Regions from separate parts of the Homo sapiens genome. Here region 1 is linked to region 2. Evidence: read pairs that join two places in POLR2A ChIA-PET (ENCODE). Cell type or tissue: HepG2. All regions are shown on one strand. Links, peaks and the distances in the headings refer to the core of each region. The heading gives the core; the rest is flanking DNA. Region 1 has its middle 9.4 kb from the start of LINC01447. Region 2 overlaps PKD1L1 (polycystin 1 like 1, transient receptor potential channel interacting).

Region 1 (16,279 bases), core at 5,252-13,251, 180 kb after region 2:
AGCTCAACACAGTGGAGTGGGAGGAAGCACATCCCAAGCTGGGGAAGGACGTGCCAGCAGGTAAAGATATGGGGGAGAGACAGGACTGTGCAGTGTTGTCAGGGCTGAAGCCAAGGGTGGGAGCATGGAGAGAGGAGGGCCTGGAAGTAGATGGGGTCCATGAGGAGGGTTCTTAGCATCCTTATCCCCCAACTTGGCCATGGGAGACCAGAAAAGTTGGTCAATTATCCAAAAGCAGTCATATTTAAGTCTTTAAAAGATGTTTACTTTAGGCTTTATTATTTGCTTTTGTTTATAAAGACAGACACATGCTCAGGAACTGGCTGAGATGATGCCTTCACACGGATGGATGGAATACCCACAAGGTAATCCTGGAGACATCTGCAGCTGGAATTATTGTAGCTTGGTGTACCCCAATATCTCCAGCTTTTTAAAAAACCTGAGACCTTTATCAGCTGCTTCAGATGAGCTTTGAGATATACAGAAAATTTCTCATTCAACAGAAATTTATTGTACTTAGCTTGTATGCTAGGCTTTGGGGATGCAAATGAATAACTAAGACTCAGACTTTTTCTTCCAGTGGTTTACTGTCTTTGTTCCTTCAGGCTGTTGTAACAAAATACCATAGCCTGGGTGGCTTATAGACAACAGAAATGTATTGCTCACAGTTCTGGAAGCTGGAAGTCCAAGATCAAGGTGCCAGCAGATTTGGTATCTGGTGAGGGCCTGCTTTCTGGTTCATAGATGGTACTTTCTTGCTCCATCCTCAGTGGTGGAAGGGCCAAGGGAGCTCTTTGGGGTCTCTTTTCTAAGGGCACTAATCCCATTCATGAGGCTCCATCCTCAAGACCTAATCACCTCCCAGAGGCCCCACCTCTTAATATCACTACTTTAGGAGTTAGGGTTTCAAAATGAATTTGGGGGCTGGGAAGGCACAAACATTCAGATGATTGTGAAATGGAAACAGTTCCCTTGTCCCCCTCGCAGGGCATGTGATGGAGGAGTGGCTTGCTTCTTCAGTGCCCCACTGCTCAGACCTCTATGGGAGCATACAGATGGGCAGGCTGTGGGGCTCCAACCCCACAGCAGCGCTTAGGGGTGAATGTTTACAGCTGAAGCCTCAGTGGGCATATGTCACAGAGAGCTCTTGTAGTTTAGCCATCCATAGGCGACTTGTGTTAGCTCAATTAGACCCTTGCCTTATTGCAAGGACAGAGAGCTTTCTGTATCTTGGGTTCTTGCCTTGGTGTACTGGAAGAATCGTGTCACATGTGGGCTTGGAGAATGAATGCAAGGTTTTCTTGAGTGAAAGTAGCTTTCAGCGGATGGGAGAGCCAGAAGGTGGATTGGTTTTCCCCTGGAGCCGGGTCACACGGCAGCCTGGGCTCTCCTCTGACCACCCCAGCCAAACTCCCTGTTGTTCTGCTGATCGGTGGCCTGCCAGTATGGCAGTGCCCGTCAGTGAGTTCCTCTGGAAGTCCAGCTGCCTATGTGTTCCTCTTGACGTCCAGCTGCTTGTGTGTCTGCCTGCTAGGGTCTCCGGATTTTTACAGGCACAGGATGGGGGCATGGCAGGCCAGGGTGGTCTTGGGAAATGCAACATTTGGGCAGGAAAACAAAAAATGCCTGTCCTCACCTAGGTCCATAGGCGCAGGCCTGGGAGTAGAGCCTTAGCCAGGAACCATGCCCTCCTCTACCCAGCACTTACCTTCCGTATCATTTAAAGGGACCACGCCCTTCCCTTCCCCACTTCCATCTCAATAGCAAGTACCATTTTGTGGTGCCAACAGGCTCATGGAACCCCATATCCCAGAGTTTTCCTGCCATACAAGTAAAGATACATAGGCATTTTTTAGTTTGTTCAGGCTGCTGTAACAAAATACGTTAGACTGGGTAATTTATGAACAACAGAAATGTTATTTCTTATAATTCTGGAGGCTGGAAAGTCCAAGATCAAGCCACCAGCAGATTCAGCATCTGATGAGGGCCCATTCTCTGCTTCAAAGATGGAGCCGCCTTGTTGTGACCTTGGATGACAGAACGGGCAGGTGGCTCTCTGGAGCCTCTTTTTTAAGGGCACTAATCCCATTCACGAGAGCACAGGAACAGAGCCCTTCTTTTTCTTTTCTTTTTTTTTTTTTTTGAGACGGAGTCTCGCTCTGTCGCCCAGGCTGGAGTGCAGTGGCGCGATCTCAGCTCACCGCAAGCTCCGCCTCCCGGGTTCATGCCATTCTCCTACCTCAGCCTCTCCAGTAGCTGGGACTACAGGTGCCTGCCACCACGCCCAGCCAATTTATTTGTATTTTTAGTAGAGACGGGGTTTCACTGTGTTACCCAGGATGGTCTCAATCTCCTGACGTCGTGATCTGCCCGCCTCGGACTCCCAAAGTGCTGGGATTACAGGCATGAGCCACCGCGCCCGGTCGAACAGAGCCCTTCTAACCTTATACCTTCCAAAGGCCCTGCTTCCTTTTACTATGACTTTACAATTAGGTTTCAGCATATGAACTGGGGAGGGGACAAATATTAGGCCCAGCAGATATGTAATAATAACTAGCTGCCATTTATTGAAGAATTCATATCCTCCATACTAGGTAAAACACTTTCCATAAATTACATCAATTCTTCCACTATCCCCGTGGCAGGTTGTGACTCCCCAAAGAGGGCTGCCGTGATGTATGTATCCCATTCACGTGCTCTCACACAGCGCTGTCCTCCCACAGAGGACCTCCCTTGCATCTAGAAAGCAGTCATGACCACTCTGACTAGTAGGAAATGGCCAACAGGCACCAGTAGATATTGTTCCATCAAGTTTAGCCTAAAGCTGCTACTTACATATTTTAAGTTTGGCCTAAAGGTTTATCTGTACATTATGTGAACTGGAGCCTAAATGGAGTTATATACAGACTGTAGCCTACTCTTGTGCTGTCACTGAGTTTTGGCCAATTGAAGGTTGCCTATTGGCCAGGCGCAGTGGCTCACACCTGTAATCCCAGCACTTTGGGAGGCCGAGGCGGGTGCATCACTTGAGGTCAGGAGTTCAAGACCAGCCTGACCAACATGGCAAAACCCCGTCTCTACTGAAAACACAAAAAATTAGCTGGGTGGGTGGCGGGCGCCTGTAATCCTAGCTACTGGGGAGGCCGAGGCAGGAGAATTGCTTGAAGCTGAGAGGCAGAGGTTGCAGTGAGCCAAGATTGCTCCATTGCACTCCAGCCTGGGTGATGGAGTGAGACTCCATTTCTAAAAAAAAGGTTGTCAACTATGCAAACCATGTTCAAATAAGGCAAACACCGAGCTGTCACCAATCCAGCTGTTTCTGTGCCTCACTTCTGTTTTCTGTATGTCACTTTCCTTTATATGTCCATAAATCTTCTACCATGTAGCTACACTGGAGTCTCTGACTCTGGAGGCTGCCTGATTTGCGAATCATTCTTTGCTCAATTAAACTCTTTTAAAGTTAATTTGGCTAAATATTCTTTTTTCTTTTTTTTTTTTTGAGATGGAGTCTCGTTCTGCCATCCAGGCTGGAGTGCAGTGGTGCGATCTCGGCTCACTGCAACCTCTGCCTCAAGGGTTCTAGCGATTCTCCTGCCTCAGCCTCCCGAGTAGCTGGGACTACAGGCACTTGCCACCACGCCTGGCTAATTATCTTCATTTTTAGTAGAGATGGGGTTTCACCATGTTAACCAGGATGGTCTCCATCTCCTGACCTCGTGATCCACCCTCCTCAGCCTCCCATGATGCTGGAATTACAGGCGTGAGCCACTGCGCTGGGCCAAGATTTCTTTAAACAAAATTTTACAACTGGAAAAAAATATTAAGGCTTTGATTTGTACAACTGCCACTTGCTGGGGTGTAAATATGCCCATGGTGGGTTTCAGGCTACTAAGATGATGTCACTGAACATGAAGCTGGAAAGACATGTGCATTAACACACCATTAATGGTATTTCCACTCTATAGATAAGATCGATGTAAATAACTCCAAAAGCATAAATAACAGTAATATATGGTAAAAAATCATTTGGAAGTGACAAAGAATATATTGCCTTTGATTTTAATACAATGTAACTGTAAGTTTTTGTTAAATCTTAATGGTGCCTGTGATTAACAGGCACCCCAACATTTTTGAACATTTAATGATCAGTTCCTGGAGGCTGGTACTATCTGGCTCAGGCACGCTCCTTCCAAGGCCTAGAATATGGCTTCCACTCAGCTTAGTCCCTCTCAGGGTTGTGCCTGTAGAACTCTGGGCCTGTCGTGCTACCCTCAAGCCCAGTCACCCTGAAGCCACCATGCTGGAGGGGCCACATGGAGAGAAGGGAGAGAGAGAGGGCTAAAGATCCCCAGCTGTTTGAGTCCTGCAACACAGGTACCACACAGGGAGGGAAGAGCCTTCAACACAACCCAGCTCCAGCCCCAGTCTGAGCACACCCATGGGGACCAGAGACCTGAGTCAGCGCTGCTGACCTGAGCCCATTAGCCCCTAGGACTAGGAGACATAATAGTAATAAGTGAGCCGGGCACAGTGGCTCATGCCTGTAATCCCAGCACTTTGGGAGGCTGAGGCAGGTGGATCACCTTAGCCCAGGAGTTCTAGACCATCCCGGGCAACATGAGACCCCATCTCCACAAACAATTTTTTAAAAATTAGTCAGGCATGATACCATGTGCTTTAGTCCCAGCTACTAGGAAGGCTGAGGTGAAAAGATCACTTGAGCCCAGGAGTTTGAGATTGCAGAAGGCGAGATCACACCACTGCACTCCAGCCTGGGTGACAAAGGGAGACCCTAATTCAAAAAAAAGAATAAATAAAAAGTAATAAACGATTATTGTTTACAGCCATGAAGTTTTGGGTTGGTTTTGTTGTTCAACAATAGTTAACTAGAACAGTCCTAAGCTCACAGACAAGGAAACAGAGTTAGAGTGAGCATGAACTCTTCCCTAAGCAGAGAGTGGCAGGAGCTGGGCTCCCACAGAGTTTGTTGTCACCAGTGTCTTGACTGCTTGTTGTTACTAGGCTTACCCTTTAAGATAGCATAACACATTCAGATATTAAGTGAAGCTATGTTTATTTTATTTTATTTTATTTTATATATATATATATATTTTTAGACAGAGTCTTACTCTGTTGCCCAGGCTAGAATGCAGTGGCGCGATCTCAGCTCACTGCAAGCTCTGCCTCCCGGGTACATGCCATTCTCCTACCTCAGCCTCCCGAGTAGCTGGGACTACAGCCGCCCGCCATCAGGCCCGGCCAATTTTTTGTATTTTTAGTAGAGACGAGGTTTCACCATGTTAGCCAGGATGGTCTCGATCTCCTGACCTCATGATCCACCCACCTCGGCCTCCCAAAGTGCTGGGATTACAGGCATGAGCCACTGTGCCTGGCCTATTGAAATTATTTTAAACATTAAATTGATTTCAGTCACTTATAAGTCATTTAAGGTAAGAGGGTGAATTCATGAGTTCCCGAATAGGAAGTGGGGAGACTCGATTTCTCTCTGGCCAGGCTGGTGCTATCAGGAAGTATGCCTTTCTACTGCACGGGCACTGCACTGGTCAGCCGAAGTGTCCTTTCTCCTGTGTTCCCTCGTTTGATAATCAGACCAGTGTTGGCAAGATGGGAATAGAGATAATGGGCCAGCCTTTCTGGTTGCCCATGGCCTAGGGGTGAGGTTGGGCTGGTGGGGTCAGCATGGACATCTAGGGTCCTTGAGTGCAGTCATAGAGCCACGGGCCAAGTCTGGGGCAGCACAAAGAGGGCCTTCAGCTCCACTGAGGGCCCGGAGCTTCTCAAAGGCAGAGATCTTGGCCAGAGGAGGACTGGCAGGGGTTTGGCAGCACAGGAGAAAGCTGGTTTTATGCTGAGCGGTGGCATACAGCATGGCATTGTGGAAGGAGAGGTTCTACACCTGCCTGTGCCAGGAACAACAGGCATCCTGCTGCACGAGCCATCCAGGTGTGAGGGCTCTGTCCTGCCCACAACGGCCAGCCCACCTGCCTGGAAAGCACTGCTGCTGCTTGGGGCCAGCCATTCGATTACTCAGCATATCCTCTGTCCTCTGCTTTGTCTGCTGAAAAGGCCAGGGCTCTTTCCTAGGCCCTTCAGTTCCACAAGCTCGGGGCCCAGCTCTTTGGTGCAACTGTGTGTACTCCTGAAGATGGACATTTTACAGATGGCTCCAAATTGCTCTGTTTTCCCGCTGTCCCAAGCATCTGCAACAGCTAACACCAGGCTCAGGTACATTTTTGTGTTAGGGGTTGCACACAAGCAGATATCCACCAAGATTTTCCCCAACTAGTCACTACTAGGAGCAGTTACTCCTACTAGTCTTTACTGAGCCAGATCTTCGGAAAAGCTACCAGTTAAAATTCTGTCCTGGCCAGGTGCGGTGGCTCATGCCTGTAATCCCAGCACTTTGGGAGGCCGAGGCAGGTGGATCATGAGGTCAAGAGATCAAGACCATCCTGCCAACATGGTGAAACCCCATCTCTACTAAAAATACAAAAATTAGCTGGGAGTGGTAGTGTGCACCTGTAATCCCAGCTACTTGGGAGGCTGAGGCAGGAGAATTGCTTGAACCCAGGAGGCAGAGGATGCAGTGAGCCGAGATTTTGCCACTGTACTCCAGCCTGGCGACAGACACAGTGAGACTCCATCTCAAAAAAAAAAAAAAAAATTCTGTCCTTCTGTGGAAGGTTAGTGCCAGTACTCACTCCCTCTGCTGCCTCTATCGCCTTGCCTAGCACTGCCGGGGACTGAGTGGGGCATGTATCCTTCACTGCAGAAACAGTTCAGCCTGGTTCCATTTTGTCAGTAACAAAATGAAACGAAAAGATGAGCTGTTTTTCATTTGCAGTGGACACGAGGGTTGTAAGTCACATAACTTGAGCATGCCCAGATAAACCAAGCATGCCTGATTGGTGATGCCAGAGCCAACCAGAATGAAAAAGACAATCACGTGCAGAACCACATGCAGTCCATCGAGGAACGAGGTCCAAGTTAAGAAGCGAGGATGCCCTGTTTTGTTGCAGTACAAACTTAAAAGCCAAGAACCTAGCACCACCTCTTTGCATGACCCAGTCCAGTCACGCCTGTTGCAGTTTCCTATCTCCCTCATAGTTGTTCTCTGCCTATAAAACCTGCCCCCAGATCCCAGCCTGGGGAGACAGATTTCAGCACTGCCTCCTGTCTCCTTGCCAGTCAACCTTGCAATAAAGCTTTTTCTTTTCACAAAAGCTGATGCTATAATATTGGCTTCTATGCGTAACTAGTGTGAGCCCATTGCTCAGTGATACTTGCTTTCTAGAAAACCCAGAGAGAATCCTAATCTTTGCAAAAAGAAAGAAAGAGGGAAGGAGGGAGAGGGAGAAAGGGAGGAAGGAAAAGAAGGAAGGAAGGAAGGAAGGAAGGTAGGTCTAATCTTCACAATTTCTGCTTTTTTCCATTTTATACAACAAGATATCCATCTTTGCCAGTGGGCAAAGCTGTGAAAGAACACTGGGGAGAGGGAGGGAGGACACGGGTGTTAAAATCCAACAATAAATGCACATGGAGCTGGTGTTGGTGCGGGGAAGAGGAAAGGTCCGACCTCTGCTGTCCTAAGGAAAAAAAAAAAAAAATCCACCTCTTTAAAGTGTTTTTCCAGAGTTTTCATAATGTTTGTCCTAGTACTCTTCCATGTGAGAAAAAAAGTATATTAAAATATAATCCAAAAAATGGGAGTGTGTGAGAAATGCATTTGATAGCAAGTTATTCACCACAGTATTATCCACAATAATTAGAAATAAAAAATCTGCAATGTGGCCGGGCGCAGTGGCTCATGCCTGTAATCCCAGCACTTTCGGAGGCTGAAGCGGGCAGGTCACGAGGTCAGGAGATCGAGACCATCCTGGCTAACACAGTGAAACCCTGTCTCTTCTAAAAATACAAAAAAATTAGCTGGGCATGGTGGTGGGCGCCTGTAGTCCCAGCTACTCGGGAGGTTGAGGCAGGAGAATGGCGTGAACCCAGGAGGCGGAGCTTGCAGTGAGCCAAGATCGCGCCACTGCACTCCAGCCTGGGCAACAGAGAGAGACTCCGTATCAAAAAAAAAAAAAAAAGAAGAAGGAGCAAGATTCAAGCATCAAATATACATTAAACCCAATGTCACAGGAAGTAAACCTAGATATTCCCTGTTCTTTAATCTCTGTGTGCTAGGAATATGAGCAGTTGCTGTAATTTCTGCATTTGCCCCATTTCCCATTCTTCTCCTTCTTCTTCTTCTTCTTCTTCTTCTTCTTCTTCTTCTTATTATTATTATTATTATTATTATTATTATTATTTTGAGATGGAGTCTCGCTCTTTGCCAGGCTGGAGTGCAGTGGCACAATCTCGGCTCACTGCACCATCTGCCTCCCGGGTTCAAGCGATTCTCCTGCCTCAGCCTCCTGAGTAGCTGGGACTACAGGCGCACACCACTACGCCTGGGTAATTTTTGTATTTTTAGTAGAGATGGGGTTTCGCCATGTTGGCCAGGATGGTCTTGATCTCCTGACCTGGTGATCCACCCGCCTTTTCCTCCCAAAGTGCTGGGGTTACAGGTGTGAGCCACCTCGCCTGGGCTCCATTATTATTAAAAACAATCCTTGCTAGGTGCAGTGGCTCACGCCTGTAATCCCAGCACTTTGGGAGGCTGAGGCGGGCGGATCACGAGGTCAGGAGTTTGAGACCAGCCTGGCCAACATGGTGAAACCCCATCTTTACTAAAAATACAAAAATTAGCCGGGCATGGTGGCGCAGGCCTGTAATCCCCGCTATTCAGGAGGCTGAGGCTGGAGAATTGCTTGAACCCAAGAGGCGGAGGTTGCAGTGAGCCGAGATCATGCCCCTGCACTCCAGCCTGGGCGACAGAGTGAGACTCCATCTTAAAAAAAAAAAAAAAAAAGTCTCTGAGACACGGTGACAGAGAGGCTTCTATGGAGCCCTGAGGATGGGCTGAGGAGCAGACAGTGCTGTCGGCGGCTGACTTGCCGGTTTGGGATCCCCCAGGCCAGTGCCCTGGCTCACAGGAGTGGGGCCCGTCTCCAGGACCCAAGTCTGTGTCTTTCATGGGCTCACCATTCCAATATCTCCCTTGCCCTTTCCATCTAACCACTTAGGCCATTTTTGTCTCAAGGAAAAGCAATTGCCCTTTAACTACCAGCTTGTAATTCTTCAACACACCCACCAGATGCTAACCTGATATCTAGACAATTTGCCTTTTCAAGGACAAACCTTCAGGCCTCCATATAAATGCTCAGCCTCCTCTGCAGACCGACCCTGCCACCTGGGCTTGGCTGTTTGCCTGTGTTGATTTGACTTGTCCTTTTGGCCGATTACCCTCTGCCGGGAATTGTTCCTGATGGTGACATTGTAAACCACCAGTATATTATAGAGCTGGAGAAACACAGCGCCTCGTGCAGGATAGGCAACCTTTCTCTTGCCGAGCAATCACTTTGAACGTTTTGGAACTGGAAGAGGGCTGGTGTGAGGCAAATGGCAATAGCTGTGTGTTCCCGGGGCAGAGGGGCACGGTAGTGGGGGCACCCATAGAGACGATTAGCTGTGAATGCTTCCAGATTCCTCCTTAGAACTGCAGAATGGAAGGTGGTACATACCACTCACTAGAAATGGCTTATGTCCAGGACAGCCAAGACTCCAGAAGACAGTGCAGTCTGTGACCAGGGAAGGACCTGACCTGGCAGGGAGAGGAGCTGCTTAAGGAAATTGAGCCTGCCATGAGATTCATCTCCATAAACAATCCCCAGCTAGGAGATCATAACCCTGCTTTCCAAACAGAGCTGCTGTTTTCTACTGTTGCATAATTACACAGATCGCCCAACTGTTTGGGAGAGACCACACATTACTTTTCCAGTTGTGTAAATAGAAACGAGCCAGCAGCAACTAACTGAGCTCCTGGGGGTAGAAATGAGAAGAGGAGGGATGGTGAGGGATGAGCCTGCTCCCAGCAGGGCAATAGGGAGGCCACTGCCGCTGCCTTTGCCTGGAGAGCCCCTGGCAGCCTGCTCTGCACTCTGAAATCAGTGATAGGGCTGAAGGTTTTCTCCCTCTCTTTCTTTCCAAGCTCGAGGCTTTGTAAGAACTGGATCAGCTGTGGAAATAGTAACACTTTTTCCCTGTCCCCAAAACTTGCAGAGTTAGATGAACAAGGAAGGCAGAGCCCTCAGCCTTCTTGAAGGTTCAGACAGGGCAACTGATGCCTGGCTCCCTCCGCTCCAGCTCCGTGGGCCTTCACATATTCCAAGCCATTCTGTAAAACCCTTCTGCTGAATGAGCGCCTCACTCGTGGTCTTTCCTGGGATGTATTCAAGCTCTCTCTGCACAGACAGGCCTTGGAAGCTCTGCTCATAAACAGAAGCTGATGAAGCCAGCTCTTGGCCTCCGCCAAATCCACATGAGGGCTGAGACATCAAGAAGGGATTTATTCCCATTCTTGCTCTTTGCAATCATCAAAACAACTGTGGTATAGTTACTGATAACTCTTTGACGTGGGGCAAGTTAGGAAATGTGTGGAGGGAAGGTAGGTGGGGGATGTGGTGACTTGTCGCTCAGCGTCAATCTCCAGCATCATACCCCAGTTCTGCCACTGTCCACTCCAGGGCCTTTTTTTTTTTTGAGACAGAGTCTTGCCTTGTTGCCAGGCTGGAGTGCAGTGGCGCAATCTCAGCTAACTGCAACCTACGCCTCCTGGGTTCAAGCGATTCCCCTGCCTCAGCCTCCTGAGTAGTTGGGACTATAGACGCCAGCCAGCACGCCCGGTGAGGTTCTTGGTCTCGGCGTTTGTTTCTCCATTGACAATGTGGGGTCACAGTGAGAGGCCCTTCCTTCTCCATGGGTTGGTTATGAAGACTTGAGCAGCTGATTCACATAAGCACCTGCCATGCTATAATTGTTCAATGTGGCTGAGCACCGCAGCTCATACCTATAATCCTAACACTTTGGGAGGCTGAGGTGGGTGGATCATTTGAGGCCAGGAGTTCGAGACCAGCCTGGCCAACATGGTGAGACCCCATCTCTACTAAAAATAGAAAAATTAGCCAGGCTTGGTGGTGCGTGCCTGTAATCCCAGCTACTGAGGAGGCTGAGGCAGGAGAATCACTTGAATCCGGGAGATGGAGGTTGCAGTTAGCCAAGATTGCACCACTGCACTCCAGTCTGGGTGACAGAGCAAGACTGTGTTCAAAATAATAATAACTATTATAGTTGTTCCATGTGTTAATAATAATTAGCAATCACTTCTCTGGGAACCATGTAGGGTTAGGGTCAGATTTTGGTGAGATAAATCCTATACTGAGCCTCGTAGATAATGGGCACATAAGGGGGTCCTGGTGCGGTGGCTCACGCCTGGAATCCCAGCACTTTGGGAGGCAGAGGTGGGTCATTTGAGGTCAGGAGTTCGAGACCAGCCTGGCCAACACGGTGAAACCCTGTCTCTACTAAGAAACAAAAAACACAAAAGTTAGCCAGGCATGGTGGCGGGCGCCTGTAATCTCAGCTACTCGGGAGGCTGAGGCAGGAGTATCGCTTTAACCAGTGGACAGACAAGAGCCAAGATCGTGCCACTGCACTCCAGCCTGGGTGTTACAGAGTGAGACTCTGTCTCAAAAAAAAAAAAAAGAAAAAAAAGATAATAGGCACATAAGGATGACCAACATCGCAACACTGATTATTTCTCACTACAGAGTGCTTTGTCCCTAATAAAACAAGGGTTGTGAAGTGCCCTGTAAGGATGTGAAAAGTGACTTATAAATATTCATTTACTCTGCCTTCAAGAGAAGGGAGCCGAGGAACCTATTTTACTTCATAGATAAAATTTGTTGGGAAAAAATCTAAAAGCAGATTTTCAATTTCTGAATGTTACTAATCTCAGTAACATTATAAATGGAACTTTTTACTTTCACCTATCGATTTTCTGACTATAATTAAGTTATTTACCATTTGCATATATAGGGGGCCTGGAAAACTCTTATGATTATATGAATGTTTAATGTCTAGATATTAACATTCTACAGATGAAAAATGTCTGGAGCAAAAACCTTACCTGAACTCCAGTAGAAGGTGCTCTTCGGCTTGATGACATTCCTGTCTGAGTACAGCACCCACACTTCCAGATCTGCAGTGGAGGGAGTCAGTGAAGAGCTGACCAGCGCGGGGCTGACCTGCTCACACCGGGCACTTGCACGCACCTCCACCTTTAGACTGCTCACCATCACAGGGCCGCTTTCTGACCACTCAGGGAGAGTGAGGCGGAGACAAATCTTTACCCTGCCTGAGACCAGATTCAGTCTTCGCTCCCTGGATGCAATTGTTCTGAGGGCCACATTCCTCTGCTCACTTGTTTGATGGAGCAAGAACAGATCATCTAAGGATGCTGGAAAGGTTAAGGACCTTCCTGGAGGGCACTCGCTGTGTATCTCTGGTTAGGTTGGCGGTGACATTCACTCTGAGATGGCATGATCAGTAAACACACCACTTGGGGTGGGTGTTTTTGAGAACGTGTGTACAGCAGATTCAAATGACTGTCCTAGGCTCTGGGACCCCAAAAGCAAGTGTCCTTGAAAATGACTCAGGTGCTTAGATCTACATATGTGACACTGTGCTGAGTGTCCCTGTACAGGCCTGTACATGGCTTTAAAGTAGTACATGGCAGATGTGGCATAGAGCATACATAGATAATTAAAGCAAATGTATACTTCATGCTTCATGTCTGTATTTTTGCTTCATATTGTAGCTTGCTAAGTTGCAGTAAGAAAATACTACAGGCAGGATGTGGCGGCTCAGGCTTGTAATCCCAGCACTTTGAGAGGCGAGGTGGGTGGATCACCTGAGGTCAGGAGTTTGAGACCAGTCTGACCCATATGGTGAAACCCTATCTCTACTAAAAATACAAAAATTAGCCAGGTGTGGTGGTGAGCACCTACAGTCCCAGCCACTCAGGAGGCTGAGACAGGAGAATTGCTTGAACCCGGGAGGTGGAGGTTGCAGTGAGTCAAGACTGCACTACTGCACTCCAGCCTGGGCGACACAGTGAGACTCTGTCTCAAAAAAAAAAAAAAAAAAAGGAAATACTGCAGACAGGGAAGCTTGAACAGTATAAGTTTATTCTCAGTTTTGGAAGCTGAAAGTCTGAGATCCAGGTATGGGCCGAGTTGGTTTCTTCTGGGGCCTGTCTCCTGGGCTTGTAGATGCCACCTTCCCCAGGTGTTGTCCCTCTGTGTGTATCTGTGTCCTAATGTCCTCTTGTTTTAAAGACACCAGTCATATTACATTAGGGCCCACCCTAATGACCTCATTAAACTTTAATTACCTCCTTATTTTTATTTATTTATTTATTTTTTGAGACAGAGTCTCACTCTGTCGCCAGGCTGGAGTGCAGTGGAGCAATCTCAGCTCACTGCAACCTCCACCTCCCGGGTTCAAGCAATTCCCCTGCCTCAGCCTCCGGAGTAGCTGGGACTACAGGCACACCCCACCACGCCTGGCTAATTTTTTGTATTTTAGTAGACACGGGGTTTCACCATGTTGGTCAGGCTGGTCTCAATCTCCTGACCTCATGATCTGCCTGCCTCAGCCTCCCAAAATGCTGGGATTACAGGCGTGAGCCACCAAGCCTGGCCTTAATTACCTCTTTAAAGATCCTATCTCACATTCAGTCACACACTAAGGCACTGTGGTTGGGACATCAACCTTGGGATTTTAGGAGGCGCAACTCAGCCCATAGCAATGTTCCAGGTTTCTTTTTCTTTTTAAAACACCATTTATAAATGTAGAAATTTTTTTTGTTTGTTTGTTTTTGAGATAGAGTTTGGTCTGTCACCAAGGCTGGAGTGCAGTGGCGCAATCTCTGCTCACTGCAACCTCCACCTCCCAGGCTCAAGCAGTTCTCCTGCCTCAGCCTCTGGAGTAGCCGGGATTACGGGCGCCTGCCACCACAGCTGGCTAATTTTTGTATTTTTAGCAGAGACGAGGTTTCGCCATGTTGGCCAGGCTGGTCTCGAACTCCTGACTTCATGATCCACCCGCCTTGGCCTCCCAAAGTGCTGGGATTACAGGCGTGAGCCACTGTGCCGGGCCAAATTTAGAAAGTTCATAAGCAGATGACAGACAAGAGGAGCCTGGGGAGGAATCCTAGCCTAGCAGTCTCCATCTTAATCAGAGACAGGCTTTACCCGCAGGTATTGACTGTCTGACCATCGCAACTGTGACCAGTCAGCACCAGTGTCCCAGGCTTGTTCATATTCAGCCAGAGTACCAACAGCCAGCAGAGAATAAAGCTGACTGGCCCAGTCACGGCGCTGCTGCCAATGCTTCTGCTCCAGCCTTCGGAGTCTTCCCTTACCCCACCCCTGCCACAGAACCCTCTTAATGTTCGTACTTTTGACAAGCCCTGTCCTACTGACCCCAGACCCCAGATTGCATTGGCTCCTCAGTGCCTTCTGTACCCTGAACTCACTGCACCAGCCAGTCCACCCAGGCAAAGATGCCATACGAGGCCCTCAGCCCTAATGCCATTTGACTTTATACCCAATACTGGAGAAAGCAGACTCTTTGCTCAATGTTTAATTTCTTAGTTGGAATTTCCAAACTTTCACTCCATTGCAGCACACAGGATGGAGGGCCCAGGGTTGTGAGTGAGTTTACTCTTTTTAACCAGAGTAGTACAGGCATCAGTAGGAAAGGGAATGAGAACCCCATTGCTGGAGACATCACTTTGCCTCTGCTATTTCATTACTTTCTCTTTCTTTCTCTTTCTTTTCTTTCATTTCTTTCTTTCTCCCTCCCTCCCTCCCTGCCTCCCTCTCTCTCTCTCTCTCTTTCTTTGTCTCAAAAAAAAGTCATGTTGGCCAGGATGGTCTCAATCTCCTGACCTCGTGATCCACCTGCCTCGGTCTCCCAAACTGCCGGGATTATAGGCCTGAGCCACTGCACCTGGCCTGTTTCATTACTTTTGTTTTTATTTTTTATTTTTTTTGAGACAGAGTCTTGCTGTGTTGCCCAGGCTGGAGTGCAATGGCGCAATCAACCTTCGCCTCCCAGGTTCAAGCTATTCTCATGTCTCACCCTCCCGAGTAGCTGGGATTACAGGTGCCTGCCACCATGCCTGGCTAATTTTTGTATTTTTAGTAAAGACGGGGTTTCACCATGTTGGTCAGGTTGGCCTCGAACTCCTGAACTCAGGAGATCCACCTGCCTTGGCCTCCCAAAGTGCTGGGATTACAGGCGTGAGCCACTGCGCCTGTCCTGTTTCATTACTTTCTAAGTAAGTCACCATCAGCTTCAGCAGTCTACCATAGGTAACAAATGGCTCTTCCTGAACGCATGTTGAGGACACTTTGAGGTCTGGACCCCAGCTCCTTAATCACGTATATGGAGTGGAGGTGCGCTGTTTACTGTAGGGCCTCACCAGGCTGGCTGTGCAGAGTTTACAGACTGACTTGCATGAAAAAAATTGGAAGGCTCACCCCAGAAAGGAATGTTGGCAAGAGAAGTTATTTACTTAGAGGTTGAACTCTAGTTTGGTCTTTGGGACTTTCCATGCTATTTGAAAGAATTCTGGCATCCCAACTATGTGGCAAGGGCTGACCAGGGTGAAAAACCTGCTTCATGTCACTTTAATTTGGAGAAATGAAATTTGCTTTACTTGGAAACAGTATCCGCAATTAAGCCAAGGAGGGAGGGCGGGGGTTGGAGAAGGTTTCACAGGGATAGCAACATCCAGAACAGCACTTCTATAATCTTTGAGGTGAGATATTTAGATGCCAACAGGTCCAATACTGCAAGAACATATCATTCACTCATTTATTGGAGACAGAGTCTTGCTCTATCACTCAGGCTGGAGAGCAGTGGTGCGATCTTGGCTCACAGTAACCTCTGCCTCCCAGGCTCAAGTGAACCTCTTGTCCCAGCTTCCTGAGTAGCTTGGGCTACCGGCATGAGGATGTCTCTACATATTTTGTGGATGATGTTTCTACATTTTTTGTAGAGATGGGGTCTCACTGTATTGCCCAGGTTGGTCTTGAACTCCTGGGCTCAAACTATCTGCCCACCACAGCCTCCCAAAGTGTTGGGATTAGAGGTGTGAGCCACTGTGCCCAGTCGAATATATAATTTAAGTCATTGGCAAGTAGCATGGGTTTTTCACATCATGAAAGTAATGTAACCCCACAGTGGGAAACTAGAAAATGAAGGAAAAGTCTAAGGTGCCTTAACAATTGCCAGTAATCCTACCCCC
Region 2 (16,279 bases), core at 4,225-12,224:
TTCCTGGCTGCTTTCATGGGCTGGCATTGAGTGTCTGTGGCTTTTCCAGGTGCACAGTGCAAGTTGTCAGAGGATCCACCATTCTGGAGTCTGGAGGATGGTGGCCCTCTTCTCACAGCTCCACTAGGTCCCTTCCACACTGCCCTAGCAGTTCTCCATAAGGGCCCCGCCCCTGCAGAAAACTTTTGCCTGGGTATCCAGGCATTTCCATACATCTTCTGAAATCTAGGCTGAGGTTCCTAAACCTCAATTCTTGACTTCTGTGCACCCATAGGCTCAATACCACATGGAAGCTGCCAAGGCTTGGGGGTTCCACTCTCTGAAGCCCCAGCCCAAGTTGTACAATGGCCCCTTTCGGCCATGGCTGGAGCAACTGGGACACAGGGCACCAAGTCTCTAGGCTGCACACAGCACGGGGAACCTGGGCCCAGTCCACTAAACCACTTATTCCTCCTTGGCATCCAGGCCTATGATGGGAGAGGCTGCTGTGAAGGTCTCTGACATGACTTGGCGACATTTTCCCCATGGCCTTGGGGATTAACATTAGGCTGCTTGCTACTTATGCAAATTTCTGCAGCTGGCTTGAACTTCTCCCCAGAAAATGAGTTTTTCTTTTCCACTGCATTGTCAGGCTGCAAATTTCTTTAACTTTTATGTTCCATTTCCCATTTAAAACGGAATGCTTTTAACAGCACCCAAGTCACCTTTTGAATGCTTTGCTGCTTAGAAATTTCTTCTGCCAGATACCCTAAAAATCATCTCTCTCAAGTTCTAAGTTCCACAAATCTCTAGGGTGGGGCAAAATGCTGCCAGTCTCTTGCTAAAACATAACAGGAGTCACCTTTGCTCCAGTTCCCAACAAGTTCCTTATCTCCATCTGAGACCACCTCAGCCTGGACTTTATTTTTCATATCACTATCAGCATTTTTGTCAGAGTCATTCCACAAGTCTCTAGGAGGTTCCAAACTTTCCCACATTTTCCTGTCTTCTTCTGAGCCCTCCAAACTGTTCCAACCTCTGCCTGTTATCAAGTTCCAAAGTCACTTTCACATTTTTGGGTATCTTTTCAGCAACACCCCACTCTACTGGTACCAATTTACTGTTTTAGTTCATTTTCAAGCTGCTGATAAAGATATAACTGAAACTGGGGACAAAAAGATATTTAATTGGACTTACAGTTCCACATGGCTGGGGAGGCCTCAGAATCATGGCGAGAGGTGAAAGGCACATCTTACGTGGCAGTGGCAAGAGAAAAATGAGCAAGATGCAAAAGCGGAAACACCTGATAAGCCATCAGATCTCATGAGATCTTATTCACTATCACAAGAATAGCACGGGAAAGACCAGCCCCCATGATTCAATTACCTCCCCCCAGGTCCCTCCCACAACACAGGAATTCTGGGAGATACAATTCAAGTTGAGATTTGAATGGGGACACAACCAAACCATATCAGGTGATATTTAAGCATCATCCAGTAAGGTTCTGAAGGCAGTCATATGTAATCACGGTACTGTACATTTTGATAGGGCTTTATTCTCTGTCATGTGCTTCCCCATCCATTATTGCCTTATTTTTTTAATAGTGCTCAATAAAGATTTATTAATCGAAGGGATGAAAGAATGACCTTATTTTCCCATAGCAGCATGATGCATTACTGCCTTTAAATCCATTCAATAGTTTTTTTTATGTAGGCATTATTAACTGTAGCATTTACATGTATATCTGTATACGTACATTATTATTGAAGCAACTGAGATATAGAGATGTAAGAGTAGGCCCAGCACCCAGGTCTTCTAACTGCAGGCAGAGTCAGTATGTTTCCTAACATAGCCCAATACTGTCTACAGATGATACCCCTAAATGCTTCACATAATGAGGAAAGGGGGATAATGAGATTCTTGAATGCATTTACTAATCTAATTTTCTTCCCTTCAGAATTACTACTTGGATGAATTTGCAAATCTGTTAGACGAACTTCTGATGAAGATTAATGGTTTGTCCGACAGCCTACAACTCCCCCTTCTGGAAAAAACATCCAACAACACAGGGGAGGCAAGGACAGAAGAGAGTCCCTTAGTGGACATTTCTAGTTACCAAGCTGCTGAGGTAAGACCATGCAAAATTATTTATGTCAATTTTCTTCATAGCAATTTAAGTTCTAAAGGAGTTTTGGAATAGTTGTTTTTCCAAATTATAAGGTCCATTTGCATAAATATTCTTTAGATATCATACTGCTGATAAGATATGCTCTGGCCAGAACTAAAGAACCACTTAAAAATTTAAAGTCCATGATGTGACTTCCAGTTGAAAATGGTAGCATAAGTATCTGTCTGCCCCTTATTTCTGATTACAACTGAAATCAACAAGGAGACTGAGAAACAGAAATGGAAACTCGATCTTCCCAGAAACAAAAAAAAACCCAGAAATCTATGGCCCAGAATGTGACCAGTAATCTCAAGAATGGATGCCAAGAACAGTAAAACTTAGACCAAAAGGAGAAAGGATGCTACCATTTCCAAGAGCACACAGAATTCTCCAAGTTAGACAGTGTATCTGGAGGAGCCAACAAAGGCCCCTGGTTTGGACGAATAGATTATAGAGCACTAAAGAGTTTAAGGAATCTCCCTGAGACCTAATGCCACAGAGTTCCTGGGACATAGGACTGAAGGACAAAACGTGCAGGAAGCCGTCTTTGTAGGAAGCTGTTTGTTGATGTGGCTGCCTAGGGGAGGAACTATTGGTGGTTCACAGACCTAGAGTCACACTACTTGCAAACTATAGAAAAATCAACACCAATAGACACACCATGTGCCAGGTACACAGTGAAAAAGAAGGATGAGTGCCATGCCCCAAAGATAAATAGCTTCCAGTGGTAACTTCCCTGAGATCCAGAGAGATACTCTGCTGGCCCAGAGCTGTCATGTTCACATGACTGAGTGGCAATGAAGGAGCTCTCTGAAGGCAGAGGAGAACATGAAGTACCTGCTATAAGCTCTCTGCCCCAGCCCTTCCCGGGCCCTAATTCACAACAACCCAGGGAAGAACACCGTTTATGAAAAGTTGAACTTCCACATGTAGAGAGGAGTAGAAATAATAAAAGCAAATAATTATTGCATCTATGCAAATCTGCTTCAGGAAAAAGCAGTATGTAAAAATGACCAAAAGTGAAGATGAAGGGTATAACTTTGAAAACAATTGCCATCAACAGGTAAAAATTGTAACCGAGATGTTCTCCACACAAAGGTTAAGTTAATGAAAAAAAAAAAAAAATGTCTCTTTGAAATGACAGTTTGAAGCCAAGATGAAAGAACTCCAAGATGAAATAAAAAGACAGTGAATTAACAGAGTTGAGGAAAGAAATGGAAAAGAAAAAAATAAAGCAAATAGATTCACAGAAAAGAGAATAAACTATATGGATGACATATTTGGGAAAATTCTGCAAGAGAAAAAAAGTTAAAATTGATTTTAGGAAAAGTAATACACATGGAAATCAGACCAGGAAGAATGTGCGTAAGACACGGAAAGGGTATCTATAATTAGTGTCTCCCCTAAAAAAGCCCAGAAAATTTGAACAGAAAAAAATATTTTAAAATATAATTTTAAAAGACTTTACTGGAAAAGAGATATACACCTATATATTTAAAAAAGAACTGTGTCCCAGGGAAGAAATGGATTCACATCTATTAAAACTAGAACATGGGTGGGTGTAGTGGCTCATGCCTATAATCCCAGCATCTGGGAGGCCAAGGCAGGAGGATCACTTGAGCCCAGGAGTTCAAGACCAGCCTGAGCAATATAGTGAAGCCCTATCTCTCCAAAGAAAAAAACAAAACCTGTGGTCCCAGTTACTCAGGAGGCTGAGACGGAAAGATTACTGGGGTCCAGGAGGTAGAAGCTGCAGTGAGGGGTGATCCAGCCTAGGTGACAGAGTGAGACCACGTCTCAAAAAAAAAAACAGAAAACAGAAAAAATAAAAATAAAAAATAAAACACACACTAATAAAGTCGCTGGACTTAAAAAAAGATAATCCTACTGACACCTAGATACCTCCTACCCCTGAAAATCAAGTCATCTCCAAGTGAGTTAAAATTATTTAAGTTATGGCCCGGTGCGGTGACTCACGCCTGTAATCCCAGCACTTTGGGAGGCCGAGGTGGGCGGATCACGAGGTCAGGAGATCAAGACCATCCTGGCTAACACAGTGAAACCCTGTCTCTACTAAAAATACAAAAAAATTAGCCGAGTATGGTGGCGGGCGCCTGTAGTCCCAGCTACTCGGGAGGCTGAGGCAGGAGAATAGCGTGAACCCAGGAGGTAGAGCTTGCAGTGAGCCGAGATTGTGCCACTGCACCTCCAGCCTGGGTGACAGAATGAGACTCCATCTCAAAAAAAAAAAAATTATTTATTTAGCAATTATTATTATTGTTTTAATCATAAAAAACTGTTTAAATGTGCATATGAAAATTGGGCAAATGATAGGAAAAACATAATTTTTAAGAAAAGAAAATATAATGACCAATTTTGTAAAAAATAAAATAAAATTGGGTCAGGCGCAGTGGCTCACGCCCGTAATCATAGCACTTCGGGAGGCCTAGGTGGGCGGATCACAAGGTCAGGAGATCGAGACCATCCTGGCTAACACAGTGAAACTCCGTCTCTACTAAAAATACAAAAAAATTAGCTGGGCGTCATGGCACGCGGCTGTAGTCCCAGCTACTCGGGAGGCTGAGGCAAGAGAATTGCTTGAACCTGGGAGGCAGAGGTTGCGGTGAGCCGAGATCACACCACTGCACTCCAGCCTGGGCAACAGAGTGAGACTCTGCCTCAAAAATAAATAATAAATAAAATAAAATAGAGGATTTATACAGAGGAGAAAAAATGGATAGTATTTACTATATTTGTAACATAAAAATGAAAGAATTTAATTGAAAATTTTAGAAGAAAGATAATTGTATGTATTTATATTTAAACCATAAGGTATATATTGTTATTTTTGAATGATGGGATTAAAACAAAGGACAATATATACTGCTAATTAGTGCTTAGCAGAAAGCACTGACAGACGAAATCCCATGGTATATAAAGTGGAGCAACAACAAATAAAAGTAAACTAAGTGTGTGTTCAGCTCAAATAGGAAAAATTCACAACACACACAAATATACACACAGACACACACACTAAGCAAAACAGAAGGAAAGAAGTTGAAAGAATGAAAGTATAATTTAATGAAATCAACAGCAAAATGAAGTAATCCAAGAGATGAATCTTTTTACGAACAATTAAATTGACAAATTATTGGCTAATGTATCTAAATATGATGAACAAAGTGAGTACAATTCATATACAAAATAAAAATGAGAAACAGAAAATAACCTTTAGGAAATTAAATAAATTATAAAATTTTGGAAGGAGAGAACAGTTATCATTGTTTATTATGCAACAAACTGACTTGAGTAGAGACAGAAATCTGAAACAGTATTTGAAGTTCTATCCCTCCAAAAGCACCAGTCCCAGATGGTTTCACAGAGAAAATACACCAAACTATTAAGAAGCATGTAAGTCCAGAACGACCTTCAAACTGTGCCACAGCAGAGACAGAAGAAAAGCTTCCGAATGTGTTTTTATGAAACAAGCAATTTATTGATCTAAAAACTGGACAAAAATATTCCAAATTAAAAATAAAACTACATGTCAGTCTTATTGATTTTTGATACCAAAAATCTAAATAAAACATTAACAAATAGAATCCAGCAGCAGATTAAGAAAATTATATCCCATGATCATATGAGTATTAAATCAGGATACAAATGTTTTAATATTAAAAATTTATTAATAGGCCAAGCACGGTGGCTTACACCTGAAATCCCAGCACTTCGGGAGGCCAAGGTGGGCGGATCATGAGGTCAGGAGATCGAGACCATCCTGGCTCACACGGTGAAAACCCATCTCTACTAAAAATACAAAACAAATTAGCCGGGTGTGGTGGCGGGCACCTGTATTCCCAGCTACTTGGAAGGCTGAGGCAGGAGAATGGCTTGAACCTGGGAGGCGGAGATTGCTGTGAGCCGAGATTGCACCACTGCACTCCAGCCTAGGCAACAGAAAGAAACTCCATCTCAAAAAAAAAATTAAAATTAAAATTAAAAAAAAAAAATATATATATATATATAACTGGGCTGGGTGTGGTGGCTCACACCTGTAATCCCAGCACTTTGGGAGGCCAAGGCAGGTGGATCACTTGAGGCCAGGAGTTTGAGACCAGCCTGGCCAACAAAAATTAACCCGGCATGGTGCACACCTGTAATCCCCACTACTCAGGAGGCTGAGGCACGAGAATCTCTTGAACCTGGAAGGTGGAGGTTGCAGTGAGCAGAGATCGCACCACTGCATTTCCAGCCTGGGCAATAGAATAAATAAAATAAAAATATATGAATAAAATAAAAATAAATGAAATAATAAATAAAAAAAGAATATATTAATAACCTTCACCAAACAGGGAGGAAGCTATCATTTTATTTTTTCCATGGCTGCATTTGATAAAATTCAACATTCATTCCTAAGTATTAAAACATATTCTTAATAAAAATGAAATCGATATTTTTAAAAAAAATAGGAATATAGCTCAAGTTAAATGTCAGTATTATATTTAATAATACAACATCAGAGCCTTTACTACTAAGGTTAAGGACAAAAAGATTGTCAGTTCAAAAGTCCTACAACAGGCCGGACACAGTGGCTCCCGCCTACAATACAAGCACTTTAGGAGTCCGAGGCTAGAGGATCACTTGAGCCCAGGAGTTCGCGACCAGTCTGGGCAACATGATGAGATCTTGTCTGTACAAAAAATACAAAATTAGCCAGGTGTGGTGGCACACACCTCTAGTCCCAGCTACTTGGAAGGCTGAGGTGGGAGGATCACTTGAGCTCAGGAGGTCAAGGCTGCAGTGAGCCATGATTATGCCACTGCACTCCAGCCTGGGAAACAGAGTGAAAACCTGTCTCAAAAAGCAAATGAAAACAAAGTCCCACCACAGCATTTTAAAGGCGTATGGCTCATCTCTTTCCTTTAAACCCGCTTAATTTGTTTATATATTTTATAGCTCATATAACTAGCAAGAACTTTAAATTTATAATATGGTTGAGCAGTCCTTTATATACACAACACACACTATTGTGAGTCCTTATACAGTTACAACACATAGTAATCTATACTAATTTCCTATGGCTGAGAAAAGAATTTCCCTCAAATGATGGTGGAGGCTTGTAGGTGCTGTCTTTGCCCTTATGACTTACTTTTCTTGTGTATGAGTGGGACGTTTTCAGCAACAATGCAATCATAACTTTGGTTTCATTCCACAGGAAAACACAACGCTTTCTGGACTATCACTTTATGAGGTATTTATCAAAAGTATGTTTGGCAAAAAGTTAATGCTGCCAAGGGTGGGTCTCTCTCACCTGGCTCCCAGGTGGGTTTCTGCCTGCAGAACTCAAGTTTCTGCAACATGAGTTTAGCTGGCCTCCCTGGGAAAGAACCAGGAATGTCATTGGTCTTGGAATAGGCCAAGCAAGCTGGACTTTACAGAACAGACCCTTTTTTGTGTGAGGGGATCTGAGGAAACAATTCGTTTGAATTTCCTAACTTCAAGGCATTTATTTGTTTCTTCATCTTAACCATTAATAATTAAGATTTGTATCTTTATAAACTAGAAGGATTGGATGCCTGGAGCTATCAATAACCACCTACAAATCATATTGTTCTTTGTATTTTTAAAGTGACTCATGGCAACAAAATGCGGTGAGTTGCCAGCCCCCACCTTCTCCCCCTTGCCAGCTCGGCCCCCTTAACGGTTCTTGGCACTCTGTGGCCTCTCAGCTATGTAGCCTTGGACCCCGAAGAGACCTCCCAGCCGGGGGCTGCTGCTGATTGGGCAGAAGGACCTCCGAGCTCTTGCCCTGCTCCTTGCTCGGGCCTCTTCTCTACTGCGATGACTCACCACTTTGCAGGAGCTGGCTAGGCCACTAGTCAGTGGATGCAATTTAGAGATGTCAGAAGGGTTTTTCCTCCACATATTTTCCTCTTGATTTGCTTTTGTGAATACCATTGCGTAAGGCAGGAACATCCAGAGGGGAGCGCCTGACCTCAGGGCACAGAGTCTCTCCTAGAGGATTTTTGCCTTTATTTTTTTCAGTGTAATTCCTTAGCACCTACCTGCCAGGAGGAAGGTGAGATGGTTTTTATAACTGTGGAAAATCTGCATTCCCTTTCACATTTGGGGTCCCCAACACAATCTGTGAAGACTGGCGTGCCACAGTCCACAGCCACTCTTTTCAGCAAGGTTTGTGCTCTGAACTCTGCTGGTCAGTGTTACTTAGGAGCAGGAAGCCATCAAGAGGGTGAATTTTCTCTCAGCTTCTTCCTTTAACTTGCCAGTTTGTAAAATAATGAGAAGATTTAGAATACTTAGCTTTTCCCAATGCGTTTACGTAGCCCCCGTCACAGGTGACTGTCAAAGAAATTTACTGAGTTCCCTCAAATCTAGAAGTTTTTGTAGTTATAGTTAGGTTCTGTAAACTTACTGAATCTTCATTGACTTTGGTATTTTCTAACAGATGATGCAATGTATCTGAACACTAAGTTTGAATCCTTGAGGAAGAAACAGGCTAGAAGGGGCTTTTTAAAATGAAATATTGGCCAGGCATGGTGCCTCACACCTGTAATTCCAGAACTTTGGGAGGCCGAGGCAGGTGGATCACTTGAGGTAAGGAGTTCGAGACCAGCTTGGTCAACGTAGTGAAACCCCGTGCCTCCTAAAAATACAAAAATTAGCCGGCTGTGGTGATGGGCGCCTATAATCCCAGCTACTCAGGAGGCTGAGGCAGGAGAATTGCTTGAACCCGGGAGGCAGAGGTTGCAGTGAGCCGAGATTGCACCACTGCACTCCAGCCTGGGCGACAGAGTGAGACTCTGTCTCAAAAAAAAAAAAAAAGAAAGAAATATCAACTCGGCCTGAACATGCAGAAAGTATGATGCCCTAGAGATGCCCCAACTCCTGCTGATAAACATGGAGGTCAGGCAGGTCTGAGGGTTGAGCAACTGTGGAGTGATTCAGTTTTAACTACTGGCTGGGTGACTGTAGGAAAGCGACTTAACTTCTTGGTGTCTTTACATCCTACTCTGTAAAAGGAGGACAGTAGTAGAGCCTCTCCCATGAGACCACTGAGAGAGGTAAAGGAGTTAAAGGAGTTCGTGTCTGCATGCTGTAAGTGCTGTCTATAGCTTTAATAGAGACTATTAACACTTTCACGTTTCATGCATTCCTCAAGTATTTTTGTGCCAGGCACAATTCTAGAGGCTGGGGATCCAAAGATGAACAACATTGACTTGAAAGTGAACTATGTCCACTCAGAAAACATTATATTCCTGGAACTTGGAAAGTACAAATCTCAAAATTATGGACAAAAACCTGAGCAACTTTTGTATCCACTTGGACCTATGTTATGATGTGTTTCTTCATGTGAAGCCGAGAGGGGTCGGTAAGGATGCAAACATCAAGTTCAAATGAGGTATGCTCAGGAAGAATGCACCCCATAGTTCCCAGACTTCATTCAGCATGTTAAGGACCAGTATATTCCTAGACTTAACTAAAAATGATCATTCTCACCTGCTCTCACATCCTGGTTCTGCCCTTGCTAGCTGAGTTCTCATGACTTTCTCTCCACCACTGTGGCTTCCACAGAGACCAGCACTCAGTAAATATTTAGTGAACTGGTTATTGAGCAAAAAGAAGTGGTGGGTGATGTATATGGATAGAAAAGGGCAACTAATAAAGCAAGCATGGGAAAATGCTAATAGGTGGCTCTGGAAAGGGTAGCTGAGTACTTCTGAATTACTCTTGTAACTTTCTTATTAAGTTTAAAATTATTTCCAAGTGAAACGCTTTTAAAAAGAAGCTATTGTGGGTTGGGCGCAGTGGCTCATGTCTGTAATCCCAGCACTTTGGGAGGCTGAGATGGGCGGATCACCTGAGGTAAGGAGTTCGAGACCAGCCTGGCCAACATGGTGAAACCCCGTTTCTACTAAAAATACAAAAAATTAGCGGGCATAATGGTGGGCGCCTGTAATCCCAGCTACTTGGGAGGCTGAGGCAGGAGAATTGCTTGAGCCTGGGAGATGGAGGTTGCAGTGAGCCGAGATAGCACCATTGCACTCTAGCTTGGGCAACAAGAGTGAAACTCCGTCTCAAAAAAAAAAGAAGCTATTGTATTACTCAAGTAAAGAGATGACAAAATGATAGGGTCATAGTTGTGAGATATGATTTGTTTTAATGGTTCTTATTTTTTCTAAGCTTTTCTATGTTTCTAAGTATGTCTTGGAATTTTTCCCATGATGGACATCACAAGAAAAGCTAATTAAATTTAAAAGAACTAGATATGGCTTACAAATACTTAATATATTGGAAGTGGGAATAACTTAAAACCTAAAGAGAAATGTTGAAGCAGACAGCCTTCTGAAATGAATTCTCTCTGCTTTCATGGATTATACTAAGTCTTCCCGGGATGACTTCACAAGCAGGAATGTTTTTGTGGCTGCTGATTCATTCCTTCCTGGCAGACATAGCTCCAATGAAGTTGAAATATTATTGTTAATCCCTTTTATTTAGATGTGTGCTAGAATGGCACTCGAGGCACTAAGGATATAAACCAGGGCTTCTGTATGACTGTGAACACATAATTTATTTACTTGGGCCAAATTGTCTCCTAGCAGGGTTCAAGAAAGTTGAATTCTCAAGGACTAAAATACACTGTCGGCTGGCTTCTTTTTGAGGTTTCTATTTCAATTGGAGTCTTGCAAACTACAATTATTTCCCAAAAGAATATGTAAAATACTGCATTAGTTTGCTAGGGCTGCCATGACAAAGTGCCACAAACAGAAATTTATTCTCTTGTAGTCTGGAGGCCAGAAGTCCAAGGTCAGGGTGTCAGCAGGGCCACGCTCCCTCTGAAGGCCCTGGTGAAGGATCTGTTCCAGGCATCTCTCCAGCTTCCCTTAGCTCCTTGGCTTGTGGCAGTGTAGTTCTCTTTTTTACAGGGCATTCTCCCTGGGTGTCCAAATTTTCTCTTTTTATAACACAATCATATTGGATTAGGACCGACCCTAATTACCTTATCTTAGCTTGATCATCAGCAAAATAAGGTCACATCCACCAGTGCCTTTTTTGTTCTGGAGGAAGAACAATTCAACCCAAAACAAATACATTTAAGCAAATGTAAATATTTGAAGAAAGTATTATAGTTTTCCATTAATTCTAGCTTTTTGAAAAATTTAGTTTCACTAATCTGACAAAACTAAAACAAAATACTCAAAAAATTAGCAAACTCTTCTTTTTTACTCTGTGTAGATCTTAATTTATAAATGCTTTTATAAGAATGATGTTTGTATGTTAGTACATGTTGATTATCATTAAAATTATAAAACAAGTAGATTATCTGAGTATTTGACTGTGGAAAAGATCAAGTAATAACAAAAGATGATTTTTTTTGCTATTTTAAATAATACTTTTAAATAGAAATGCCATTGAGTCTTCCCTAAAATACCATATAGCTATCAATGTATACTCCCAATGGCTTTCTAAGTTACAGAACGCAGGAATGTAGGAGAGCCTCTGAGGTCAGGAGCTCCTGTTGCCTCCTCCTCAGGTAAGTGACTCATTCTCAAGGGATAAAATCACGTAAGAATCCCCAAAGACATACCTCATCCATGTCACCAGCACAACACCTTTAGTAAAGATCGAATCCATTTCCCCAGCGGTTTGGGAGTGAGTGTCTATCTTTGGTAAAATCTAGTACAGCAGTTCCCACTGGTTTTGCACTCTTAACTATGTCTTGAATAATTTATTACTCAACATATAGTTGAAAGGCTTGACAATTAATTGATTTTAAGTAGGACCAAGGAGAAGAAAAATTAGAGCAGATTCAAGGGTTTCCCTATTCAAAGCCATGTTCACTCAACCACTATCCCAGTAGACTTTTCTTGAGGGGAAGACAGAGGGTCCAAGTTACAGCTAGCACACATGGGTGTACCAATGTCATCATTCACTACACCAGTGTGGAGATTTATTCTATCTGATCTTCAGAATTCAAGTAAATATAGAATGAGGTTATACAAATCTCTGGGACTGTAGGGAGGAACTCTTTTCTCATGGTGACCTTCTTCCTGGCTTCTCTTGCTAGTTTATAATCAATTTAAGTATTACTGAAATACTAGCCCTTGTCCTTGAAAAAGTAGAGACCTTAGGAAAGTTTTCTGCTGCAGTTGTCCTGAGTTGAATAATTTTCCAGAGATTTGTGCTTGCCAGGGCCTCCTTGCAGTCTCTACTTTCATAAGTTACTGTGGTTTTTTTTTGACCAACATCCTTGTCCTGTTGCCAGGCAGGAGTAAGGAAATGTAATTATTAAAGTTTAGAAATATGCACTGACCTTTGAAGGACCTACAACACCCTGCACCCTGCAGAAGTTGAGCATCTTTTTTCAAAATCTGCAGGTGACATTATTTATAACTCTCATAGACAGCTGGTTTATTGGATGGTGGGTCAGAGTGGAGAGGGGAGGAACTGGATGCCTTGCACAGAAGGTGGTTATACTATACTATGCAGCCACAGCAATCAACACCATGTGGTCCTGACAGAGGGGAAGAGACAAAGATCCTTGGAACAGAATAGATCCCAGGAATAGAGATCCCAGAATGGACTCACACAAATATGCCAAACTCATCTTGACAAAGGTGCTGAAGCAATTCATTGAAGGAAGAATAGCATTTTTGACAATGTTACCGATGCAATTGAACATCCAAAAGCAAAAGAAAACAAAAAGAACTTGTACCTATACCTCATACCATATACAAAAATAATTCAAAATGGATCATGAACAATGTTTTATGCAAAACATGAAACTGTCAAATTTGCAGGAGAAAAAAACAGGAGAAAATCAGAAATTGGAACTTTAAAAATTGAAAATTTTTGTTCTGGCTTGGTGTGGTGGCTCACACCTGTAATCCCAGCACTTTGGGAGGCTGAGGCGGGCGGATCACTACGTCAGGAAATCGAGACCATCCTGGCTAACACAGTGAAACCCCGTCTCTACTAAAAATACAAAAAAATTAGCTGGGCATGGTGGCAGGCTCCTGTAGTCCCAGCTACTTGGGAGGCTGAGGCAGGAGAATGGCATGAACCCAGGAGGCGGAGCTTGCAGTGAGCCAAGATCACGCCACTGCACTCCAGCCTGGGCAACAGAGTGAGACTCTGTCTCAAAAAAAAAAAAAAAAACAAAACAAAACAAAAAAAAAAACCTTTTGTTCTGCAAATGACTTTATTGAGAGGATGGAAGGACAATCCACAGACTGGAGGGAAATATTTGCAGACCGCATGTTCAACAAAGAACTAGTATCTACAATATATAAAGAAGCCTCAGAATTCAACAGTAAAAATGTAAATAATCTAATTAGAAAATGGACCAAAATAATGAACAGACATTTCACTGAAGAAGATGTACAGATGGCAAACACATGAAAAGATGTGACTATCACTAGCCGTTAGGGAACTGGAAATTAAGACCATAATGATATATCACTACATACCTTAGAAAGACTAAAATAAAAAATAGTGACAACACCAAATGCTGGGAAGAATGCAAAGACCACATCACTCATACATTACTGATGGGAATGTAAAATGGTACAGCAACTATGGGAAATAGTTTGGCAGTTTCTTATAAAATGAAACATGAAAACTTATCGCCCAGAAATTATCTGGATCATAGATCCCAAAGAAGTGAAGACTTAGGTTTACATAAAAACCTGCACATGAATGTTCACAGCAGCTTTATTTGTGACACCTCTGAACTGGAAATAGCTTTCACTGAGTGAATGGTTAAACAAACTGTGGTCCCTTCATATCATGGAATGCTACTAAGCAATAAAGACAAAAAGACTATTGATCCACACAGCCACCTGGGTGAATCTCCAGAGAATTATGCTGAGTGAGTGCAAAAAGCCAAACTCAAAAGGTTACATACTATATGATTCTATTTATATAACTTTTTTTTTTTGAGGTGGAGTCTTCTGTCGCCGAGACTGGAGTGCAGTGGTACAATCTCGGCTCACTACAACCTCCACCTCCCGGGTTCACGTGATTCTCATGCTTCAGCCTCCCAAGTAGCTGGGCCTACAGGTGCACACCACCACGCCTGGCTAATTTTTGTATTTTTAGTAGAGACGGGTTTTCACCATGTTGGCCAGGCTGGTCTCAAACTCCTGACCTCAAGTCATCCACCCACCTCAGCCTCCTAAAATGCTGGGATTACAGGCATGAGCCACAGCGCCAGGCCAATATAACATTCTTAAAATGACAAGATTATAGACAAGGGAAGCAGTTCGTGGTTGCCAGGAGTCAGGGATGAAAAGACGGTGAGGAAGGAAGGAAGAAGGCTTAGGTGCATCTATAAAAGGACAGCAGAAGGGATCTTGGTGATGGAATGTTCTTTACGTTAATTGTATCAATGTCAATATCCTGGCTGGGATATTGTTTTGTAATTTTGCAAGATGTGACCATTGAGGAAAACCTGGTAAAAGGTACATAGGAGTGTTCTGTATTATGTCTTACAACTGTGTGTGAATCTACAGTTATCTCAAAGTAAAAAAAAAATAATTAAAAAATAACGAGGTTGTTATAGCATACAAAATTACAATAAGTTGAAAATGGTATTAACTTAAAAACCAGTGCAAATATTAATTATTTTTCCTAGCAAACAAGAGAATAGTCTAGTCACAAATGTGCATAACAAGTGCTCTTTCTGGGCACCTCCTTTCTCCCACCCAGCCCATGGTTTATCCTTTCCCCAAGTGTCTTTTATAGATGAAAGCTCCAAAGCATGAAGGCATCTGAGCTTCTGCAGTATTTGGACATCCCGAATTGCTCAGATTTCTACCTAATGAGATTTTGGCCTCATCTGTGGGCCCCGCACCATATGTTCGCACTTTCTGCTGGACCAAAACCCAAATAGGGGTGGAGGGAAGAGCCTGTGTCATCTTTTAGACTCTGTAAAGGTGGAGCCATTCTCAGACGCTAAAAAAATCTGAGTTATTTGGGACAAGAGTAATATGTTTGTATCAGTAACCAAATATCTCCGTAGAGAATATCAGCAAGAAGTGTGGGTGGAAGAGTAATTAGAGAATCTGACCAAGACACAGAGATACAGGAGCTGAGCCTGAGTTATGGCCTACTCCCACTGGTGGTATCATTGAGTTGGCTGACAACTTGCTCCTCAAAACACACCATGTTTCAGCATAATTTAACCACAAAAGTCTCACGAGCATTTTGAACAGCATCGTATCCCAGACAGAAATTGACAAAGGAAACTGAGTCTGCCAGTGGCTGCAAAAAGCTGTCCACACACACCACCTTGATAATTTGATCTCTGCTCTCAGGTGATGGGGCCTGCTTGATTAAAAACATGCAGCCATCTGACCTATTGGCAAGACATCTGCCATCAGCAGTGTCTGATTTCTTCCACTTTTGGATCCACATTTGCTGCTTAGCCTAAAAAATAAGTGGAAATGTCTGTGGCACTGGGCAGGGCACAGTGGTATGTTTTTGGCATTTTTCAGAGCAGATAAATTACTTGAGTGAAGGGTAGGAAAGAATATGTTTTCAAAGACTTGAGATTCTCTCCATAGGACAAGAACTTCTAGTTTAGTTACTAATATAACAACCTGTTAGCTGAATATCATTTTTTAAAAACGATATGATCGCCAGTGTCTGTTCTATGGGCACAATTCTTTCCAGAATAAAAAGTTCTGCCTTGCATTTGAAGTAAGTCCTGTTCAAGAACAGCACTGCCTTTGAGGTCAGTGGGAAGTCAGTGTCCAAGCCTGTTCCTCAGCATGCTGGGTCAGAGAAGACATTCATGTGCTAAAGGCCAGTCCTGAAATTCAAATTCTTATGAGACTAAGAAACTCATACAAAGATGAGGATGACTTTTAAAATCATAAGTCTCCTATATATCAGTAATACATAGTCTCATTTCAATTGCCCTTATCTCTATACTAGACTTAAGCACACTGGAAGTTGGTAAATCATAGGTCAAAGACCTTTACAGCAGATCAAATACAGGTGCATTATTGTTTGTAAGGGAAAATGTTTTCTTCATCTTCACCTGTTTGAGGGCTATAATACCTCCTTGATGAGCCACCAGGTCTGTATTATCTCCTCCATGTGACTCAC

What was found. ChIA-PET counts read pairs that join two places held together with the same protein. Peaks named below come from ENCODE experiments on the same cell type or tissue, not always from the same donor. Only the 100,000 strongest peaks of a DNase experiment are listed, where the experiment ranks them.
Region 1: POLR2A ChIA-PET joins it to region 2 with 13 read pairs; 7 of 35 experiments call an interaction of 5 or more read pairs at or near these places.

The regions. Positions count from the first base shown.
Region 1 is chr7:47,604,379-47,620,657 of GRCh38, reverse strand. No RefSeq gene overlaps it. Among named protein-coding and RNA genes, the nearest start is that of LINC01447, 9.4 kb to the left of the region's middle. RefSeq lists enhancers at 5,347-5,891, 5,892-6,438 and a silencer at 9,549-9,790. In HepG2, for the core only: no CTCF peak of the experiment used is centred there; DNase peaks (open chromatin) are centred at 9,337 and 9,887; H3K4me3 peaks cover 1,265 bases.
Region 2 is chr7:47,778,455-47,794,733 of GRCh38, reverse strand. It overlaps PKD1L1 (polycystin 1 like 1, transient receptor potential channel interacting), which reads left to right. Exons shown (of 57, transcript NM_138295.5): 56 at 1,937-2,107. Among named protein-coding and RNA genes, the nearest start is that of PKD1L1-AS1, 8.7 kb to the left of the region's middle. RefSeq lists a silencer at 7,729-8,023. In HepG2, for the core only: no CTCF peak of the experiment used is centred there; DNase peaks (open chromatin) are centred at 7,953, 10,583, 10,963 and 11,183; H3K4me3 peaks cover 349 bases.